Linked DNA regions of Homo sapiens: regions 2 and 3 are each linked to region 1. A link is an interaction called in ENCODE POLR2A ChIA-PET data of the cell type or tissue named here. Cell type or tissue: Caco-2. All regions are shown on one strand.

Region 1 (5,000 bases):
TCCCTACCACCAGACCCTCCCGGCCTCCCTCCAGAATTCAGCCCTCAGCCCCCTGTCCTCTGTCCCAGCATTCCGCCAGCCCTCACCCTGCCCCCTTACCCTGGCTCTGCTGAGCTGCCCCCAATGAATCCATAGCGGTCGGCCTGGCGATATGGGCCAGGCCCGCTGAGCTCTGAGTCGGACCCCAAGGAGCTGGAGTCATCCTGCAGCTCGGGAGGCTGCACCAGGTCCTCCCCCAGGGCCTGGGCCATGGTGCCCGGGGCCTTCGATGCCACAGGCAGAGAAAGTGGGGAGAACCAGTGTGAGGGGCCACTCCCGGCCAGCCTGGGGCCTGGCTGCGGGGTCAGAGGGGGGAGGTTTCAGGGTATCTCACCAAGCCCCCTATGTCTCCTCTTTTATGGGGGCAGGGGCTAGGCCCTGCCCTGACAGAAAAGCCAGGCCTCTGTCCGGAGACCCAGCCCCAAGCCCTGCCCCTGTCCCCACCAGCCCAGCTCACCTCCCGCAGCACCTCACCTCCTCCTCTCACTTCCTCCTCCTCCTCACACAGCTTTGGCAACCGCTGGGGGCCCCTCCCAAGGGTGGGGGGTGTCACCCCTTCCTCTCTGAGGCTCTTCCTGCCTGCCCCAGTGCCCCTGAGCTGTGGGCTCCTCCCACCTTCCCCATGGCCCCAGTGACTGCAGGCTTGAGTTCCTGTGCTGGTGTGGAGGGCCCAGGACTGTTAGACGCAGGGGCCGGGCCACCTCCAGTTCTTTTGTTTGTTTCTTTTGAGACAGAGTCTCGCTCTGTTGCCCAGGCTGGAGTGCAGTGGCGCGGTCTCAGCTCACTGCAACCTCCACCTCCCGGATTCAAGTGATTCTCCTGCCTCAGCCCCCCAAGTAGCAGGGACTACAGACAAGCACCACCATGCCCGGCTAATTTTTGTATTTTTAGTAGAGACAGGGTTTTTGCCACATTGGTCAAACTCTTGACCTCAGGTGATCCATCCACCTCAGCCTCCCAAAGTGCTGGGATTGCAGGCATGAGCCACTGCGCCTGGACTTCATGTTTGTTTCTTGAGACAGGGTCTTGCTCTGTCACCCAGGCTGGAGTGTAATGGCACGATCTGGGCTCACTGCAACCTCCACCTCCTGGTCTCAAGAGATCCTCCTGCGTCAGCCTCCACAGTAGCTGGGACTGCAGGCGCGCACCACCATGCCCAGCTAATTTTTGTATTTTTTGTTGAGACAGGGTTTCGCTGTGTTGCCCAGGCTGGACGCAAGAGACCATCCCGCCTTAGCCTCCCAAAGTGCTGGAATTACAGGCCTGAGCCACCACGGCAGGCCCACTTCCAGTTCTGAGGTTACTGGCATGTAAAGCACCAACTCAGGGTTCCAACAAGAATTAAGGTTCATTTATCGTCTGCTCTTCTTTTTTTTTTTTTTTTTTTTGAGACAGTCTCGCACTGTCGCCTGGGCTCCACTTCCCAGGTTCAAGCGATTCTCCTGCCTCAGCCTCCCAAGTAGCTGGGATTACAGGAGGCTCCCATCATGCCCAGCTAACTTTTTGTATTTTTAGAGAGATGGGGTTTCACCATGTTGGCCAGGCTGGTCTCGAACTCCTGACCTCAAATGATCCGCCCGCCTAGGCCTCCCAAAGTCCTGGGATTACAGGCGTGAGCCACTGTGCCCAGCCACGTCTGCTCATAAAGTAATTATTTTTATGTGCACACCCTGCAATATTACTGTGCTACTCAAAAGCTAATTATGGGGCCAGGCTTGTTGGCTCACGCCTGTAATCCTAGCACTTTGGGAGGTCAAGGGGGGTGGATCACTTGAGGTTAGGAGTTCAAGGCCACCTGGCCAACATGGCGAAACCCCACCTCTGCTAAAAATACAAAAATTAGCTGGGCACAGTGGCGCACGCCTGTAATCCCAGCTACTCCAGAGGCTGAGGCAGGAGAATCGCTTGAACCCGGGAAGTGAATGTTGCAGTGAGCCAAAGTCGCGCCACTGCACTCCAGCCTGGGGGACAGAGCAAAACTCTGTCTCAAAAAAAAAAAGCGAATTATGGGACTTATAAGAAAATATTAATTTAGCATGCCCCAAGGACCAAAGTGCGCTGGGAATTCAGCCGTAGCTGTCTTTGAGTGTGGTCAGCCGCCTGGGCGCCACAGAGACCCACGAAGAAGTGGGGGGTCCTCCGTGAATGCGAGGTCCAGGCTGTTTTTATCTCTTGAGCCTCAGTTTCCTTTCCTGCACTTGGAGCAGTTAACCCTCAGTGCCTAGCAGCCGGTTATTAACATGTTCACAACACCTTCCACCCAGGGAAGGGGTGGGAAAGTCTGTTGGGCTTTTGAAAGAGAAAAACAACTTCCACAGTCCTTCCGGCCCCACATCCTCTGAACAGGGCTGGGCGCCTCCTCTGGGGCGTAACCAGCTTGGTCACGCCCCCGACAGACCCCGCCCCCAGCCCGCCGCCGAGGCCCCGCCCCCCGGGCCGCCGCGCCTCACGTCCAGCGGGGGCGCTAGAGGGCGGGGGACTGGGCGGGGCGGGCCCGGGAGGCCTGGAGGCGGGGCCGCGGGCCGGGGGCGGACTGGGGCGGGCGGAAGGAGAGCCAGGCCGGAAGGAGGCTGCCGGAGGGCGGGAGGCAGGAGCGGGCCAGGAGCTGCTGGGCTGGAGCGGCGGCGCCGCCATGTCCGACAGCGAGAAGCTCAACCTGGACTCGATCATCGGGCGCCTGCTGGAAGGTTGGTCGGGGCGGGGGAGGCCCGCGTCCGCCGCGCCCTGGCCCCCTGCCCGGCCCGGAAGTGGCGCGCGGGCGGGCCCCCGGGGCCAGCTTAGACTGGGCGGGGACGGGCAGCGAGGTTCCGTGGCCGCAGCTGCCCCCCCGCGGACGCGCCTGAGAGGTCCGGGGCCAGCTCCGACGCGCGGAGCAGCTCCCCCCCTCTCCCGGGCTGGGGGCGCACGGGTTGCCTGGGCTCTTGGGGCGAGGGAGAAACCCGGGAAGCCCGGTCCAGGAAGGGGTCCTGCGCTGTGAGGTTTTTGGTGGCAGCCCCCTGCGCACGACAGTCGCCTCCCGAGGCGCTGAGGGTAGCTGGGGGCTTCCCCTGGGAGGCTTGAGGCCGCGGTCCCGGGAGGCTCAGCAGCAACAGCTGCCTGTGGGCAAGGAGGGGCCGAGGAGGCCTAGGCGCCCCCGGAGGTATCCATGGGGCCACCCGTGTCGCCCACCCTCCTCCTGTCAGGGTCCAGGGTCCTGACACCCCATTGCGCCCCAGTGCAGGGCTCGCGGCCTGGCAAGAATGTACAGCTGACAGAGAACGAGATCCGCGGTCTGTGCCTGAAATCCCGGGAGATTTTTCTGAGCCAGCCCATTCTTCTGGAGCTGGAGGCACCCCTCAAGATCTGCGGTGAGCCCCCGGCCCAGGTCCCCTTGCCTTCCTAAAAGTGGCACTGGACCCCACAGAGTTCCTGGAGCCCTCCTCCCTTGAGCGCAGTCCTGGCCCTGGGTTCAGGTCTAGACCTTGCATCTAGCTTACCCGGTTCCCTGGGTCACAGGTGACATACACGGCCAGTACTACGACCTTCTGCGACTATTTGAGTATGGCGGTTTCCCTCCCGAGAGCAACTACCTCTTTCTGGGGGACTATGTGGACAGGGGCAAGCAGTCCTTGGAGACCATCTGCCTGCTGCTGGCCTATAAGATCAAGTACCCCGAGAACTTCTTCCTGCTCCGTGGGAACCACGAGTGTGCCAGCATCAACCGCATCTATGGTTTCTACGATGAGTGTGAGTGGTCTGAGCGTCTGGGGCTGCCCGGGTCCTGAACCGCACTCTTTGCCATTCAGTGGGACCTTCACATTGGCCTGATATCTGACAGACACTTGATAGACTGTGCGCTCCACGAAGGCGGGGCCCAGGTCCGTTCTCGTGCCTGCCCTGCCCCTCCTGGCATGGGGTCTGGGGAATGGTTGCTGACTGAAGGGCTGCCCGGATTCTAGTGCTTTCCCCCAGGGCCCTGCCTGGTGACACTCCCCCTACATTTGCTACTAAGCACTTAGGATGTTTGCAGATGGGCTCTGCTGTCCAGAAGCTGAGATAAACCAGACCTGGACTTGGCCCGGCTCATGGGTGGGGGCATGCGAGGAGTGCCAACCCTGAGGCTGGTCCAGATTGGAACTTAGTTTCCAGTGGACTCGGGTGCTTTAGAATTACTTCTGGCAGGAGGCCGAGGCGGGAAGATCCCTTGGACCCAGAAGCTCCAAGTTACAGTGAGCTATGATCTTGCCACTGCACTCCAGCCTGGGTGACAGAGCAAGACCCTGTTTCTTTACTTTTTTGAGACGGAGTTTCACTCTTGTTGCCCAGGCTAGAGTGCAATGGTGTGATCTCGGCTCACCACAACCTCCGTCTCCTGGGTTCAAGCGATTCTCCTGCCTCAGCCTCCCAAGTAGCTGGGATTACAGGCATGCGCCACCACGCCTGGCTGATTTTTTTGTATTTTAGTAGAGACGAGGTTTCTCCATGTTGGTCAGGCTGGTCTCGAACTTCTGACCTCAGGTGATCCGCCCGCCTCGGCCTCCCAAAGTGCTGGGATTACAGGTCTTAGCCACTGCGCCTGGCCAGATCCTGTCTTCTTTAATTAAAATAAAAAGTAACTAGAATTGCTCCTGGAAGGCTGACAGGTGGCAGGGGTGGGGGGTGGTTTGCATCGGTGCCTGACTCTCTCCTCCCAGCCACGGCTGAATAGCCCAGGGACCCTGGCTGAGGGTGGGGTAGGCAGGCACCTCACAGCCACCTCCCCCTGGGCAGGCAAGAGACGCTACAACATCAAACTGTGGAAAACCTTCACTGACTGCTTCAACTGCCTGCCCATCGCGGCCATAGTGGACGAAAAGATCTTCTGCTGCCACGGAGGTGAGGGAGGGGATGGCTGGGGAGGAGGAGCACTGGCCGCATCCCTCAGCACCCGGCAGCTCTCCTTAGGTCTCATCTGGGAAGTCACTCCTTCCAGGAAGTGTCCC
Region 2 (5,000 bases), 670 kb after region 1:
AGCTCTCATTTCTACTGATAGCTAAAAAAGAATTAACTTCACCAATCAAGATAACGCAATCTGACATTTTGAGCTGGATGATTAAAAAAAATAAATAATGCAATCGTTGCAAGTTTGGTTTTTTGTTTTTGTTTGTTTGAGACAGGGTCCCACTCTGTTGCTCAGACTGGAGTGCAGTGGCATGGTCATGGCTTACTGCAGCCTCGACCTCCCAGGCTCAAGCAATTCTCCCACCTCTACCACCCAAGTATCTGGGACCATAGGCATACACCACCATGCCCAGATAATTTTTAAAGTTTTTGTAAAGATGGAGGTCTCACTATTATTGCACAAGCTGGTCTTGAACTCCTGGCCTTAAGTAATCCTCTTGCCTCAGCCTCCCAAAGTGCTAGGGCTACAGGCGTGAGCCACCATGCCCAGCCGTCAATCGTTGCAAGTTTTAAACTCAGTCTCTCAGTCTCTTAGGATTCTCCTCCCAGCCCCCTTCTCCTTAATTTTTTTTTTTCTTTTTTTTTTTGAGACGGTGTCTTGCTCTGTCACCCAGGATGGAGTGTAGTGGCACAATCTCGACTCACTGCAACTTCTGCCTCCTGGGTTCAAGCAATTCTCCTGCCTCAGCCTCCCAAGTAGCTGGAACTACAGACATGCGCCACCACGCCTGGCTAATTTTTGTATTTTTAGTAGAGACAGGGTTTCACCATGTTGGCCAGGCTGGTCTCCCACTCCTGACCTCAGGTGATGCACCTGCTTCAGCCTCCCAAAATACTGGGATTACAGGCAGGAGCCACTGTGCCCAGCTCTCTGCTGTAGATTTTAAAGGGTCTAATAAAGGGTTCCAAAGTGAAGAATTTAACTTTGATCTCTCTGTATCATCCCTATGCAGAGGGCAGTGCATCTACAAAGCACTTACTTGCTGTTGCCGTTGCTGCTGCTGCTGCTGCTGCTTAAGTGATGGAGATAGATTAGGGATAAAAGAAATGGGAAATACATCATTTGATATGAAAACATTTTGTTTCATCTACTGACAATAAGGACTCCTCTTCTCTCCCAAGGTCTTTTCTTCCATTCATTAGTTTATTGCACAGATATCTATATGTTTGCTCTGCTGGGGATACAACTGTGAAATAATTGTGTTCTCTTCCCTCATGGCGCTCATGCTGTAAAAGAGAACACAACCAATGGGCAGTGACAATCCAGTATGGAGTGCTCTCAGAATGCCCCTGTCCCAGACTTGGAGCTCAAGGAGGGCTTTCCAGAGGAAGTAACATCTAAATTGATACCTGAAGGATGAGTAAACATTGGGTGAATGGAAGAGGAAGAGCGATTCCAACCAGAAGGAAGAGCATGCTCAAAATCCCATAAACACTGGGGAAACTCTAAGAGGTTCCTTATGGTGAGGACACAGAGTGCCAAGTGCAAGTGGTGAGAGACCAGGCTGGAGAGGTAAGCAGGGTGTGCAAACTTGGTTAAGAACTTTGGACTTTGTCCCAAGGGCAGTGGGGAGCCACTGAAGGGTTTCCAGAAGAGGAATGATCTGTCTGATGTATTAAAGAGACTACTCTAGCCGCACAGTAGATAAGATGGCCCAGGAAGAGCGCAGAGAATAAGAAAAGGCCTAGACAAAACACCACCATCAATAACAAAATTAAGCGACAAGCAGAAAAGGAACTCACAAAAGAAACAGAGAAGGACCACAAGGGTTGAAGGAAAACCAAGAGAATGGCAACCCCATAACAAAAGAAGAAAATTTCAAGAAGCAGGGCATAATTAGAGTCAATTGCTGCCAAGAGGAGAAGTAAGACAGCAATTGGAAACTAACAGCTGGATTTTGCAATAGGATAATTTTTTTTTTTTTTTTTTTTTTTGAGACGGAGTCTCTCTCTGTCGCCCAGGCCAGACTGCGGACTGCAGTGGCGCAATCTCGGCTCACTGCAAGCTCTGCTTCCCGGGTTCACGCCATTCTCCTGCCTCAGCCTCCCGAGTAGCTGGGACTACAGGCGCCTGCCACCGCGCCCGGCTAATTTTTTGTATTTTTAGTAGAGACGGGGTTTCACCTTGTTAGCCAGGTGCAATAGGATTATTGACAACCTTGTTGAAAGCAGCTTTAGAGTGGAAGTTCTGTTGCATTGGATTAAGTCAATTGTATCAATGCTCATCTATCCCCTTCAATTACCATCTATTTCTACACTGATGTATTCCAAATGGGTATCTTAAGTCCAGACCTCCCCTTTAAAGTCCACGCCCATATACAATTGACTACTCAATATCTCCACTTGATTGGTTCAAAGATACCTCAAACCTAGGTTCCAAAACCAACAATCTCTCCACCCAAACCTGGTTTTCCTGGAGTATTCCTCATCTCAGCAAATAGTAGCTCCATTATTCCAGTTGCACAACTCATCCTTGACTAACCCTTTTTCCTCACCACCACCCCTGTATCTATCCCATCACCACATCTGGTTAATTCTTTCAACCTGTGCACTCCATCTCCACTGCCAGCAACTGAGTTCAAGCTACCATCTTCTCTGTCACCCTACCCACAGTGGTAGCCTCCTAACTGGTTTCTCACACATCTTTGCACCCCTCCATAGCAACTGGAGTAACCTATTCCCCCCATAGCAGCTACAGTGACCTTTTTAAAATACAAAGTTGATCCTATCACTTCCTTATTTCAACCTTTCAATAGTCTCTCAGGGCTCTAAAGGTGAAAATCAAAATTCTTTAAATAATGACATAAAAAGCTCTGCATGATCTAGCCCTTGCCTATCTCCCCAGTCGCAATTCTCTACACATTCCCTCTTCCCCTCTGTTTTCCCTGCACCCTGGTCTTTTCTCCATTTCTTTTGTATTGTTTTTTTTTTTTTTTTTGGTTGGTTGGTTTTTTGAAAAAGAGTCTCACTCTGTCCCCCAGGCTGGAGTGCAGTGGCACAATCTCAGCTCACTGTAGCCTCCGTCTCCTGGGCTCAAGAGATTGTCCTGCCTCAGCCTCCCGAGTAGCTGGGATTACAGGCACTTGCCACCACGCCCGGCTAATTCTTGTATTTTTAGTAGAGATGAGGTTTCACCATGTTGGCCAGGCTAGTCTCGAACTCCTGACCTCAGGTGATCCACCTGCCTCAGCCTCCCAAAGTGCTGGGATTACAGGCGTGAGCCACCGCGCGCAGCCTCTTTTCTCCATTTTTTTTTTTTTTTTTTTTTGAGAGACAGAGTCTTGCTCTGTTGCCCAGGCTGGAGTGTAGTGGAATGATCTCAGCTCACTGCAACCTCTGCCTCCCGGGTTCAAGCAATTCTCCTGCCTCAGCCTCCCGAGTAGCTGGGATTACAGGCGCATGCCACCACGCCCAGCTAATTTTTTTGTATTTTTAGTAGAAAAGGGGTTTCACTGTGTTAGCCAGGATGGTCTCAATCTCCTGACCTTGTGATCCGCTTACTTTGGCCTCCCAAAGTGCTGGGATTACAAAGTCGTGAGCCACTGCACCCGGCCTCTTTTCTCCATTTCCTATGTACACCATGTGTCCTGCAACATCAGGCCTGTTAGCCATATGCTCTGTGGCTAAGAACATGGGTTCAAGGGTCAGATTGGGTTAAAATCCCAGCTCTACCCTTGCCTGGTTTGATGACCCTGAGTAAGGTACTTAATCTCTCAATGTCTCCATTTCCTCATCTGTGAAATGGGGTTAATACTTACCTCTTGGAGTTGTTATAAAGGATTAAATGAAATGTTATGTGTAAAGTATTAGAAATACAGTTCCACGTTAATGTTAGTAACAGCTATTATTATTCCCCACTCTGTCTGGTTAATGCTTCTCATATTTCAGATCTCAGCTCAGGTGATCTGAGGTTATGACTCTGTTCAGTTCTCTCTTAACATCCTGAACTTTTCATTCATAACACTCATTATACTTTGTGGTTATATATCTGATGGGTTATTTTATTAATGTCTGTCAATCCCACCACAGGCTCTTCCAAGAGAAAACAGACAGTATCCATTTTACTCATCATTATATCCCCAGATCCCAGCACAGTGCCTGGTATATAATTAGCCATATAGTTTTTGCATAAATATTTGATTGAGCAGGGGCGAGGAAGTGAAGCCAATGAGTGCAAATGACTCAGGAAGACTGTGAACATAAAGAGCAAGGGGAATGCATGGAGGGAAGTCGGGGCTTCTTGATTATTTTTTAAGCTGGCAAATGCTTGAGCATGTTTAAATGCTGATGGGAAGGAACCAGCTGAGAGACAGCAGTGAGGGCCGTGAGGCTGCAGAAGGGGATGAGACTTAGCATAGGAGCCAGAAGAATCCATCTTAGGTGAAAAGAGGGACACCTCTTCCCTGGTATTGAAACAAGAACTGAGAATTCGGCTATGTATGTATGTTTGGTGGGCAGAGCCAAAACCTTTCCATGAATCTTGGTAATGTAAGCAGCAAATGTGGATTCACTGAGAAGCTCAACAAACTTGGTGGATATCATTCCATTCGCTTTTGCAACTCAAATAAGAAGGAACCAGATATTTTCTTCATCATTGACTGTACTGGTTCACTACAGAGCAAAATAACAAGTTTCCAAAGCAACCCAGTCACAGAGCTGAGATAGGTGATCTCAGTGTTCTCTTTATTCAATGTGCTTCCTCTCCAAATCGGGAAACAGTATGGGAAATAATACGGTAAAATCATAACGGCTGATACTGATTAAGTGCTTACTATGTGCTGCATATAATTCATTTACCTGCAATAATTCATTTGATGTTCCCCACATTATGGTGCCATTTTACATGTAAGGAAACTGAATCCTAGGGAGGTAACTTGCCCAAGGTCACATAGTCAGTGGGTGGCAGAACTATGTTTTAAACCCAAGGAGTCTGACTCCAAAATCAATGCTTTTAACCATTCTGCTATACTCCCTGTCTAGCAGAGAGGAAAGAACATATTAGGATTCAGAAGACCTGGAGTTTCTACCATGAACTAATTCTGTGAACTTGTACATTCACTTAGGTGTCTG
Region 3 (5,000 bases), 180 kb before region 1:
AGCCCGGGCCTGATGCTGCGGGTTGGCCCCATGCTGGGAGCTCTGAGCCCCATCCCCGGGGACGCGGGCCGCGCGTACTCACTGGTGGCGAAGACTGCGGCGGCGAAACTCCAGCGAAGGCCTCGCGGCCTCCGAGCCTTATAAGGGTGGTCCCGCCCCGCTCCGCCCCAGTGCTGAGTCACGGCGCCGGCCGCTCTTCTGGAGGGTCCCGCGGACTCCCGCCGGCCCCAGCCCCGGCGGCCGCTGCACCCCGGGCGTCGGCCGCAGAGGGGCGCCCTGGAGTCCCCGGAGTCGCCGCGCAGCTGGCCGGGGAAGCCTTTCCCTCTTTCCCAGGTCCCCAGCGGGGCCTAGGGAGTAAACAGACAGCAGGAAGAGGACCGCAGCGAAGTGTGCGCAGCGAACTGGCGCGCCGGGACATCGCGGGGGGAAATTCCCTAAGACCGCTGCGATCCCGGAGCTTGCACACCCGCTTCACAGGGCAGGGGAGAGGGGTGGAGGCCGCTTAGAGGAAAGGAAATTGCTTTATTTTATTTTATTTTATTTTATTTTTTTATTTTATTTTATTTTATTTTATTTTATTTTATTTTATTTTATTTTATTTTATTTTGTGTTATTTTATTTTATTTTATGACGTAGTCTCACGCTGTGGCCCAGGCTGGAGTGCAGTGGCGCGATCTCGGCGGCTCACTGCAACCTCCGCCTCTCGGGTTCAAGCAATTCTGCTTCAGCCTCCCGAGTAGGTGGAATTATAGGTGCGTGCCACATCTGGCTGATTTTTGTATTTTTAGTAGAGACGGGGTTTCACCATGTTGGCCGGGCTGGTCTCGAACTCCTGACCTTAGGTGATCTGCACGCCTCGGCTTCCCAAAGTGCTGGGATTACAGGCGTGAGCCACCACGCCTGGCCGTCCAACTTTTATTTGAAGTTCTGGGGTACATGTAGAGGATGTGCAGGTTTGTTACATAGGTGTGTGCGCCATGATGGTTTGCTGTACAGATCATCCCATCACCCAGGTATTAAGCCCAGTATCCCTTAGCTATTCTTCCTGGTACTCTCCCTCCCCAGCACCCCGCTCAACAGGCACCAGTGTGTGTTGATCGCCGCCATGTGACCATGTGTTCTCATTGTTCAGCTCCCACTTATAAGTGAGACCATGCGGTCTCGCTGGTTTTCTGTTCCTGTGTGAGTTTGCTGAGGCTAACGGCTTCCAGCTCCACCCATGTCCCTGCAAAGGACATGATCACGTTCCTTTTAGTGGCTGTGCCTTAGGCTATTTTCTTTGGCTTTGCTGCCTACTTTCTGTTGATTTGCAGATCTCCATTTATTCTAGATATTGATCTCTTGTTGGCTTTAGACATGACAGACAGCTTCTCCTATTCCATCAACTGTCAAGTTTGTCCAAGGAGTCTTTCATGAAACAAAACTCGTTAATTTAAGTGTAATCAAATTCAGCAAGGGATTTTTGTGGTGGGGAAGAGGTTGGTGTTTATGTTGTATCTTTAAAACTTCATTTAATGCAGCCATTAAAAAGAACTAGATCATGTCTTTTGTGGGAACATGGATGGAGCTAGAGGCTATTATCCTTAGCAAACTAATGCAGGAACAGAAATCCAAATACTGGATGTTCTCACTTGTAAGTGGGAGCTAAATGATGAGAACTTATAACACAAACAAGGAAACAACAGACACTGTGGTTGACTCCAGGGTGCAGGATGGGAGGAAGGAGAGGAGCAGAAAAGAGAACTATTGGGTACTCGGCATAATACCTGGGTGATGAAATATTCTGTACAACAAACACCGAAGACACGAGTTTACTTATGTAACAAACCTTCACATGTACCCCCAAAACAGAAATAAAAGTTAAAAAACAAAGAAATTTCATTTAAAAGTCTTTTTTAAGAGACTTATTATCGGGGGAAATTCAGCCCCCAATATTTCACGTGGGTCCTTTCCTATTTTCCCTAAGTGTCGGCTGGCCTGAGAAATAAAGGGAAAGAGTACAAAAGAGAGACATTTTAAAGCCGGGTGTCCAGGGGAGACATCACATGTCCGCAGGTTCCGTGATGCCCCCTGAGCCGTAAAACCAGCGAGTTTTTATTAGCAATTTTCAAAGAGGAGGGAGTGCACGAACAGGGTGTGGGTCACAGAGATCACATACTTCAAGGGCGACAAAAGATCACAGGGCAGAAGGTCACGGCGAAACTAGAATCACTAATGAACTTCCAGGTCCCACTGTGCACGCACTGTCAGGGTTCAAGAGCAGAGAACCGGTCTGACTAGAATTTGCCAGGCTGGAATTTCCTAATCCTATCAAGTCTGGGGGTGCTGCAGGAGACTAGGGCGTGTTTCATCCCTTTCTACTTCTGAATAAAGGCAGGCACTCTCAGGGAGGCCATTTCAGTGGCCCGGCCCTGGGAATGCATTCTTTTCTCAGGGCTGTTAATTATTAATATTCCTTACTGGGGAAAGAATTCAGCGATATTTCTCTTACCTGTTTGCGGTAATAAGAGAAGTATGGCTCTGTCCTGCCCAGCCCACAGGCAGCCAGACTTTAAGGTTATCTCCCTTGTTCCCTGAAAATTGCTGTTATCCTGTTCTTAAGATGCCCAGATTTCACATTGCTCAAACACACAACAATTGTCCTCTACAAACAATTTGTGCAGTTAACGCAGTCATCACAGGGTCCTAAGGCGACATACATCCTCAGTTTACGAAGATGACAGGATTAAGAGATTAAAGACAGGCATAGGAAATCACAAGAGTATTGATTGGGGAAGTGATAAATGTCCATGAAATCTTCACAATTTATGTTCTTCTGCCATGGCTTCAGCCAGTCCCTCCGTTCGGGGTGCCTGACTTCCCACAACATGTATGTTGCCGCAGCTGGTCTGGAACTCTTGGCCCCAAGTGATCCTCCTGCCTTACTTAGCCTCTCGAATAGCTGGGACTACAGGCATGTGCCACCACACCCAGCTAATTTTTGTATTTTTTGTAGAGATGGGGTTTCACCATGTTGCCCAGGCTGTCCTTTTTTTTTTTTTTTTTTTTTTAAATTTTCACCAATGGACTGAGGTCACAAGGAAGCTTTTTAAATTTTTGTCACCTTGGGTTTTCTTTAATTTCACTCTAATTGTCTAGCTTTGGTGCTCTTCCTGGCTTGCCAAGCTGTCTCTCTGGTTTGGCCTCTTGGCCCTTCGGTCTGAGGTTGGTCATCTTTCTTCAGTTTTGAGAAATGTATCTCCATTGTTTCTTCTGAGATGCCCTCTTCTCCGTCTTCTTCCTCTTCCTCCTCCTCCTCCTCTTCTTCTTCTTCTTTCTTCCTTGCACTATCTGGAAAATGGCCCTTCTAATCTATCCTCCTATCACTTTACTGCCTTTTTTTTTTTTTAGACAGGCTGTCACTCTACTGCCCAGGCTGGAGTGCACTGGCACCATCTCAGCTCACTGCAATCTCTGCTTCCTGGTTCAAGTGATTCTCCTGCCTCAGCCTCCTGAGTAGCTGGGATCACAGGTGCCTGCCACCACACCTGGCTAATTTTTGTATTTTTAGTAGAGACAGGGTTTCATCATGTTGGCCAGGCTGGTCTCAAACTCCTGACCTCAAGTGATCCACCTGCCTCGGGCTCCCAAAGTGCTGGGATTACAGGCGTGAGCCACTGCGCCTGGCCACTTCGATGTCATTTGTGTTTCTTCTGGTTTGTCTTTCCTGGGAGAGAGTTCCCCAGCTGATCTCATCACTCACCTCTTCATCCATGAGTCGCATACCTCGTATGATTCATCCCATCTGTTGTTGGCTTTCTTCGATTATTGTTTTTATATCTACTCTTTCTTTTTGTTGCTTTTTGTAACTTCCTATTGCCAGTGCCTTCTCTCATGTCCTCATGATTTCTCTTGTGTGTATTCTCCGTCTGTGTGCTGCACTCATTCAGCGTCAGGGGATGTTCCTGTCCCCTGAGATGTCTCCCCTGGAACCAGTGAGCTTGTGCCCTTCCCTTGGTGGCACTGGTCATTCTCTCGGGTAGTATGCCAGCCTGTGGTTTCAAAGCAAAGGAAGGAGATAAGCACCACCAAACCACAGCCAACCTCTCCCCTTTGCTATCGCTCTTCAAACAGAGCTTGAGGTCAGAGTTTCCCCTTCCGAACCTTGGGAAGCAGCGCTGGGGAAGGTGGCTCCCCATGTTCTAATGTGCTGGTGCTGGGTGTTTCCAGGGGAAGTGTGGGAGGGAGAAAGCCCGCCCCATTCAGTCCCACTGTTCTCCCCAGTGCCTCACCCAGCAGAGGGTAGCAGAGGCTAACTTCGGTTTAGCCTGCACCAGGGTCAGTGTTCAGCAGTGACATCCCCTCAACAACTCCAGAGAGTACTAATAAAGGAACTGAATGCAAACTCCTTCCTTCTGGCATCCTACCACAGCCACCTCCAGCCACGCTCAGTCTCCACCCACACACACATCTCCACGCGCATCTACTCACATCCCTGTACACCCAGACACACACAGGTTCAACACAGCCTGCAGCCTCCAGGAGGGGCGACGTCTCACTTTATTTGTTTAATTTTACTGTTTTCCTGAAATCTCTGTTTCTCTCTGTGGTTTCTCCCATATTTCTACCGGAGAGGGCAACGAAAGCTCATGATAGTTCACCATCTAAATCAAGGATTGGGACACTATGGACCGTGGTTCATCACCTGCTTGTGTAAATAAAGTTTTATTGGGCCCCAGCCATGCTCACTCATGTGTGTGTTATCTATGTTTGTTTTTGTGCTACAGTGGCCCAAATGAGTGATTGCAACAGAGACTATGTGGTCCTCAAAGCTTAAGATATTTTCTTTTTTCTTTTTTTTTTTTTGAGATGGAGTCTGGCTCTGTCGCCCAGGCTGGAGTGCAGTGGCACGATCTTGGCTCACTGCAAGCTCCACCTCCCGGGTTCACGCCATTCTCCTTCCTCAGCCTCCAGAGTAGCTGGGACTACAGGCGCCCGCCACCACACCCGGCTAATTTTTT

The links. Peaks named below come from ENCODE experiments on the same cell type or tissue, not always from the same donor. Only the 100,000 strongest peaks of a DNase experiment are listed, where the experiment ranks them.
Region 2: POLR2A ChIA-PET joins it to region 1 with 10 read pairs; 2 of 35 experiments call an interaction of 5 or more read pairs at or near these places.
Region 3: POLR2A ChIA-PET joins it to region 1 with 10 read pairs; 10 of 35 experiments call an interaction of 5 or more read pairs at or near these places.

Annotation. Positions count from the first base shown.
Region 1 is chr11:67,399,454-67,404,453 of GRCh38, reverse strand. It overlaps PPP1CA (protein phosphatase 1 catalytic subunit alpha), which reads left to right and starts at 2,596. Exons shown (of 7, transcript NM_002708.4): 1 at 2,596-2,726; 2 at 3,255-3,386; 3 at 3,535-3,765; 4 at 4,789-4,893. The coding sequence starts at 2,672. TBC1D10C (TBC1 domain family member 10C) reads right to left here and starts at 371. Exons shown (of 9, transcript NM_001369496.1): 1 at 100-371. The coding sequence starts at 251. RefSeq lists a silencer at 2,335-3,114. In Caco-2, CTCF peaks have their summits at 2,508 (motif pointing right) and 2,830; a DNase peak (open chromatin) is centred at 2,613; H3K4me3 peaks cover 1,582 bases.
Region 2 is chr11:66,730,850-66,735,849 of GRCh38, reverse strand. It overlaps a transcript of SPTBN2 not described here. Among named protein-coding and RNA genes, the nearest start is that of SPTBN2, 4.1 kb to the right of the region's middle. In Caco-2, no CTCF peak of the experiment used is centred here; no DNase peak of the experiment used is centred here.
Region 3 is chr11:67,578,927-67,583,926 of GRCh38, reverse strand. GSTP1 (glutathione S-transferase pi 1) reads right to left here and starts at 115. Exons shown (of 7, transcript NM_000852.4): 1 at 83-115. The coding sequence starts at 83. RefSeq lists silencers at 203-345, 1-515 and an enhancer at 4,455-4,554. In Caco-2, a CTCF peak has its summit at 266; DNase peaks (open chromatin) are centred at 216, 1,146, 2,286, 4,716 and 1 weaker place; H3K4me3 peaks cover 1,826 bases.